Regions from separate parts of the Homo sapiens genome. Here region 1 is linked to region 2. A link is a loop called in an ENCODE intact Hi-C map of the cell type or tissue named here. Cell type or tissue: IMR-90. All regions are shown on one strand. Each heading gives the region's core, and the rest is flanking DNA. Links, peaks and the distances in the headings are about the cores only. Region 1 overlaps AP2A1 (adaptor related protein complex 2 subunit alpha 1). Region 2 holds the start of ADM5 (adrenomedullin 5 (putative)).

The links. Hi-C counts contacts between places; a loop is a spot of excess contacts. Peaks named below come from ENCODE experiments on the same cell type or tissue, not always from the same donor. Only the 100,000 strongest peaks of a DNase experiment are listed, where the experiment ranks them.
Region 1: a loop joins it to region 2, with 4 times the contacts of the local background. A loop is called at or near these places in 16 of 110 quality-filtered maps.

What each region holds. Positions count from the first base shown.
Region 1 is chr19:49,801,234-49,804,237 of GRCh38, reverse strand. It overlaps AP2A1 (adaptor related protein complex 2 subunit alpha 1), which reads right to left. Exons shown (of 23, transcript NM_130787.3): 13 at 2,617-2,848; 14 at 2,349-2,516; 15 at 2,097-2,257; 16 at 1,233-1,289; 17 at 1,049-1,131; 18 at 862-951. Among named protein-coding and RNA genes, the nearest start is that of FUZ, 11 kb to the left of the region's middle. RefSeq lists enhancers at 651-1,164, 1,165-1,680. In IMR-90, for the core only: a CTCF peak has its summit at 1,768; a DNase peak (open chromatin) is centred at 1,747; H3K4me3 peaks cover 549 bases; H3K27ac peaks cover 395 bases.
Region 2 is chr19:49,688,380-49,691,127 of GRCh38, reverse strand. ADM5 (adrenomedullin 5 (putative)) reads right to left here and starts at 1,534. Exons shown (of 2, transcript NM_001101340.2): 1 at 1,217-1,534; 2 at 553-1,022. The coding sequence starts at 1,290. The coding sequence ends at 635. It overlaps CPT1C (carnitine palmitoyltransferase 1C), which reads right to left and starts at 12. Exons shown (of 20, transcript NM_001199753.2): 1 at 1-12. PRMT1 (protein arginine methyltransferase 1) reads right to left here. Exons shown (of 11, transcript NM_001536.6): 11 at 2,681-2,748. RefSeq lists a silencer at 1,075-1,144 and an enhancer at 2,453-2,748. In IMR-90, for the core only: a CTCF peak has its summit at 1,128 (motif pointing right); a DNase peak (open chromatin) is centred at 87; H3K4me3 peaks cover 865 bases; H3K27ac peaks cover 331 bases.

The sequences.
Region 1 (3,004 bases), core at 286-2,785, 110 kb before region 2:
TTTTTCTTTTTTTTGAGACTGTCGCCCAGACTGGAGTGTAGTGGTACAATCTCGGCTCACCACAACCACCACCTCCCAGGCTCAAGCGATTCTCCTGTCTCAGCCTCCTGAGTAGCTGGGATTACAGTCGCGTGCCACTACCACCCAGCTGATTTTTGTATTTTTAGTGGAGATGGGGTTTCACCATGTTGGCCAGGCTGGTCTTGAACTCCTGACCTCAAATGATCCACTGGCCTCAGCCTGCCAGTGCTGGGATTACAGGTGTGAGCCCCCATGCCCGGCCAGAAGGAGTTTTCAGGTCGAGCTTTTCTAATTTCATGAATGTGGCAATGGAGGCCCAGAGAACGGGCAGGGGGGACTGATACCTCCAGCCGCCCTTCCAGGGTTTTCCAGACACTCTGATCTTCACAATAACCCTATGAGGAAGAGGAGGGTCTACATACACTTCACAGCGGGGACAGGAGAGCCCAGAGAGGCAAAGTGACTCAGCCCAGATCAGGCCTGATCAGCGTCTGGACCCGCAGGCCTGGCTCCTGAGTGCAGGCGGTGCTGGCATCATGACATGGAGCCCAGTGGAGGACGATGGCAGGACACGGAAGGTGCCAGACAGGGACAAAATGAGGCCTGGAGCAGGTGGAGTTCTGGAAGTAAAGCCTCCCACACACCACTTCACTGTCATCCCCTGTCCTGGGGGAAGGAATCCCACCCCCATCTTAACAGATGCAGACACTCAATCTCAGAGAACTAATTGCGTGCCCAAGAGAGGCTGAAGAGAAGTGTGGACCTGGGTCAGCCGGCTTCCCCACGGTGAGGAAGGCCGACGTGGAGAGGCAGGAGGCTGGGCCGGGCCTGAGAGGATATGAGTCTGGAGGTCTCCCGGGTGAACCACAGTGGGTGAGAAATTCTGGAACTGCACCGAGGTCTTGTTGCCATAGAAGAGATACATGCGGCCTGCAGTAGGTGGGGGAGGCAGAGCTCCATCTGAGTCCCTCTGACCCCTTCCCCAAGGTCTCCCTCCGACCCATTCCCACAGTCCCCCGGGACACACCCAGGTTCTGTCGGAACTCTGACTTGACTCCGATCTGCAGCAGCTGGTTCTCGAACAGGACCCCGTTGTTCTTACACACAAACCTGAGGGGGCAGGGGGCGCAAGATGACGGGGGTGCCTGTCTGCACCTGGCCTGGGCTCCGCACCTGTCCCGTTCCCCTCCCCCACCACTCCCAGGACTCACTTATTCAGCAACTCATCGGCTTCCGGAATGGGAGGGCCGATGTCCTCAGGACCTGGGCTGGAGGCATGGAGCAGAGTGAGATGGGAAGGAACTTGGTGGGGAGGGGCAAAGGCCCAGAGCGATTGAGTGCGAGAACAAGCCCTAAGGACAGAACCCCAGAACCACATATCCAGACCCCTCACAGAGCCTCGAGGAACCTCGCATCCATCCAGCAGTGGCCTCCAATGGGAATAGAACCCTGGCCCGTGCCCCCGCATCGGCAGACACCAAGTTTCCCTTTCCTCCAAGTCCCTGCCTCTGCTGCTCATCAGGAACCCGTTGACGAGGGCTCCCAGTCCCCTAACTCTCCCTGGGGACACCCGAGTCCGCCCCCCCGACCGACCTCCCACCCCAGGCCACCCCTTACTCAGCAGCTGGAGCTGGGTCAGCCAGCAAAGCCATGGGGCTCTCGGGGGCAGGCGGCTCCAGCTCGCTGAGCCATCCAATCCCAGAGCAGACAAGAGAAGACAGGCGTGGCAGGCAGCCAATTCCACATAGGCAGCGAGAGGGCAGAAGAGAGACAGAGAGGGAGGGACGGAAGAGGGAAGGAGAGAAGGAGAAAAGGAAGAGCAGGCTGAGAAACGGTGACAGGAAAGGAGACAACGAAGGGTGGCCAGGGTCGGCGGAGTCCAGAGTGGCAGAGGGAGGGCGTGAGCAGGGAGGCTGGGGCAGGGGAGGCAGCAGCCAGGGCTGGCGAAGGCATCAGGATGGAGAGAGGAGCGAGTCGGGGGCGGGGGAGGGGCTCAGGGAAAACGGGGACAGAGGCCGAGAAGGGACAGCCCTGGGGGTGGCCGCGAGAAGGGGCCCGGGCCCAGGGGGTGCTACCTGAGGAAGGCCTCCTCGGGGGTGGGCCCCAGGCTGGGCTGGGCGGCCGGGCCATCGAAGACGTCCACCAGAAGGTTCCCTGCTCCTGCAGAAGCCGGGGGTGCTGCCGGGGGAGGGGCTGCCCGCAGCCCCAGGAGGTCGGCGGAGGGCGAGGGCGTCGACTGTAGGAAGCGCAGGTCACGGTGAGGACAGGCGGCGCCCGGCAGGACCCAGCCCCAGGCACCCTGGCAGGGCCCACCCCAGGGGACTCACCACAGTGCTGGGGGTGGGCTCCATGCCCCCGTTGATGTCGTTGCTGCTGGGGTCCCTCCGGCCATCGTCCAGGGCGCTGCCGGCCCCTGGCCCCTTCTTGCGTTTCAGCTTGGCCAGGATGGACGACTCGCGCTCGGGGAAGGGCGGCATCTCCTCCAGCACCGTGGCCTGGCGCGGTCGGGGTGGGGAAGGTCAGTTCGGGTCAGGAGGAGGGGAGGGCGGGAAGGGGGTGTGCAAGAGGGGTGGGGTGGGGGGACAGGGCTCTGACCAGGACGTCGGTGCTGGCCACTGAGCTGAGGGTGAGGTACTCCACGGCTCGCTGCTGCAGCTCCACGTCAGCATTGCGCAGCTGGGAGCCGGCCCGCAGGACGCCCTGGATGGTGGCCTTGGTCTCGGGGAAGAGGTTGATGAACTTGATGTAGGTGGACAGCAGCAGCGCCCGCGTGGCCACGCTGCACAGATGGAACTTGGAGTGGAGCAGGGAGAACTGCACTGGGGGGCTGTGTGCAGGAGTGGGTGTCAGCGGGGCCAGGTTCCACTGCCCTCTCCCAGAAACCCCCTCGAGAGGTGCCCCTCCCTAGGATGGACCCGTCCCAGGACCCCAAGCTGCTGGAGGGGAGTGGCCCTCCCCAGGCACCAGACAGGGGCCGCAGTCA
Region 2 (2,748 bases), core at 1-2,500:
AGCCGGGTATTCAGGTCCCGGGTTTTATCCCCGCCTCCTTCCAATCCCCGCGTTCTATCCCCGCCCCCTTCGAGCCACGGCGTCCAATCCCCTACATCCGTTCGATCCCCAGTCCTCCGTCTCCTTTTACCCGGCCAGATTCTCCACCATTTGGCCGCTCGCATTCTACGCAGCTGTTCGGAACCCGGGTTCCTGGGCTCCTCACTCAGCTCATTGTCTCTTAGTCTCCTGTCTCTTCGAGGAACAAGGCTCAGCTGGGAGGTCGCAGCCCACCCCAGGTGCATTATAACGTCAGGCGCGTAGGGTGCCGGAGCAAATCTCAGCCCTTTCACGCCAGGGAGGGAGGAGGGATGTTTGGGGGTCAGGACGGCCCGCCAAAACCACCCACGGAAGGTGCATGGATTGAGTTGGCAAGAAAGGCGCCACAGCGGGTTGGATTCAAGGTAGACAGTGGGACTTCCGTGAGGGAGAAGCAGCATGGCTAATAGAGAAAGGTATATTAGAGACCCAGCCTCGACTGAGAGGTCGAAATAGGTACAGAGAAGCAGAGACTGAAACACGGAACTCTTGTTTATTCGGCTCTGGGCGTCAGTGTTCTTCGCCCAGCCTGGTCCCGTGTGCTTCTAGGTCCAACCTAGTCGCAGCCCGGGGAGGGACTGGGGAAGACGGTTTCAGGGGCTGGAGTTAGGGGAGAAGAAATGTGGAGTAGAAGCTCCAACATACAGATAGGCAAACTGAAGCCGAGGAGGGGACGAGCCGTGCCCGAGGTCACCCAGCGAGCTGGGCACTGCGCTAGCCCCCTCGCTGCAGGCCGGAATCCTGGGAACCGAGCCGGGCTTCCGCCTCGCGCCACCGGCGGCGCCCATAGCTGTAGGGGTCCTGGGGCTCGTGGCTGGCCTTCCCCGAGGGCTCCTTGGTGGAGACAGCGAATCCAGTATATGATCTCCGCCAGGCGGTGGGTCCGGCATACGCCCAGGTAGCAGACGTGCCCGCGGTGCTGGGGGACCTGGTGCTGGCCTCGCCTGGAGAGGGAGCGTGGGAGAAAACCGGGTTCAAACCGAATTGAGAGATGGAGCGTGATGGAGGTGGGCACCCAAGCACTCCAAGACCAGCGGGGAGGCTTACAGATCACCTGCCCGTTCCGCGGCCGGGAGAGGGCGCTCGCCCTTTACGGTCTCCCTCCCGCCCTGTCCCTGCTGCCACCCGGGTTTCTCACCTGGCTGCAGTGTCCAGGTCCCCTTGGGCGGAGAAGGCGAGGAGCAACAGCAGGATGAGGATGTGGATAGTCATCGTGGGCAGGGCGGGTCAGGATCCGTGGCCCGTAGTTGCGGCCACCCCGCCCCGTTCCCGCACCGGGCTGATCGCCTCTGGGTGCAGCTCTGGAGCCAGGTACCAGGGCCAGTCCCCACTTCCCAGGCGGGGAACACTGAGGCCAAAAGTCTGTGGGAAGAGGCCGCACCACACCAGAGGGGCAGGATTCAAACCCGGGTCCCCGCTTCCCGCACCGCGGCTCCAGAGACCTCACTGGGTGTGTGGGGTCACACCAGCTGCTGTCTATCCCCCTAGGAGGTCTGTGGAGACTCGCCCCCTTCAAAGCGTGGGGAAATGGGGCGGGGCCAATGACACCCGCAGGTAGCTAAGCAGCGGGATTCCAAGAAAAGGGGTGGCGGCGGGGAAGCGCTGGCTCTGGTTGTAGATGCGACCTCACCCTCACCCTGTCGGGAAGCCGGTTAGTAGACAGTTGGGACCCTGGAACCTCGGGGGCCAGGCAATGCAGGGCAAGTGCACATGCGGCCCCCTGGAGGGCGTGGAGCGAGGGAGACCCCAAACACACTGAGGAGCGCCCCTCCGGAAGAGAAAAGGCCGAGGTGTCAGGCACTCGCCGGTGAGGGCTCCAGTTGCACTGAAGCAGGTGTAGCCAGGGCTGTTCAACGAGGAGGGTGTCCTGGGTCAACCAGGTCGAGTGCACAGTATTGTGGGGGACCCAGGACCCCGTGGCCAGGCCCTGAGGGTGGAAGGGTGGGTGCAGACGCCATGTCTGCAGCAGAGGCAGAGGGACCTCGTCTTCACCTCTGTAAGATGGGTAGGCCCTGCCACCTTACAGCTGCAACTCCCACTGACCTCCATGGAGGGCAAGTCCCCAGCCCTAAGCCCCAAGCCATTCTAGGGGAGGAAGCAGGGCCACTCCCCCATGAGAAATTCTATCCTTGCAAACATACACCCCCAACCCACTCAGTGTCCCCAGCTGCAGAGGGCTGGGCACAGTTGGGCCTTGAAGGGACCCGAACAGGAAAAAACAGCCAGAGAGGAACAATGTCGAGTGTTGGGGGGAGGTGGGGAGACTGTTCTGGGAAACTTGAGGGCTGGCTGTGCTGGAAAGCCACCCCCATCCCCTACTAGGCAGGACACGGGTACCGCAGAGGGGAGGGGCGCAGACCCAGGAGAGGGATGAAAAGAGTTGGACAAAGACCCTGAGAGACAGCTGTGGAGGACAGGGACCCCGAGAAGGAACCAAGGAAGGGGAGCAAGAGGCCTAGAGACGGGGGACGGGAGACGCAGATCCACAGAATGGCAGCCACCAGCAGGTGCCAAGGCCGGTCCCCCCACTGCTGAGGCTGGCACTGCAGTACCTGCGAAAGGAACCCCAAACCTCCTTTGCCCCCAGGAAACAAAGCCAGACCCCAGCTGAGGATTTATTGGCGTAAATGCAACCATATAAAAACATAAGTTATGAAAAACACAGTCACG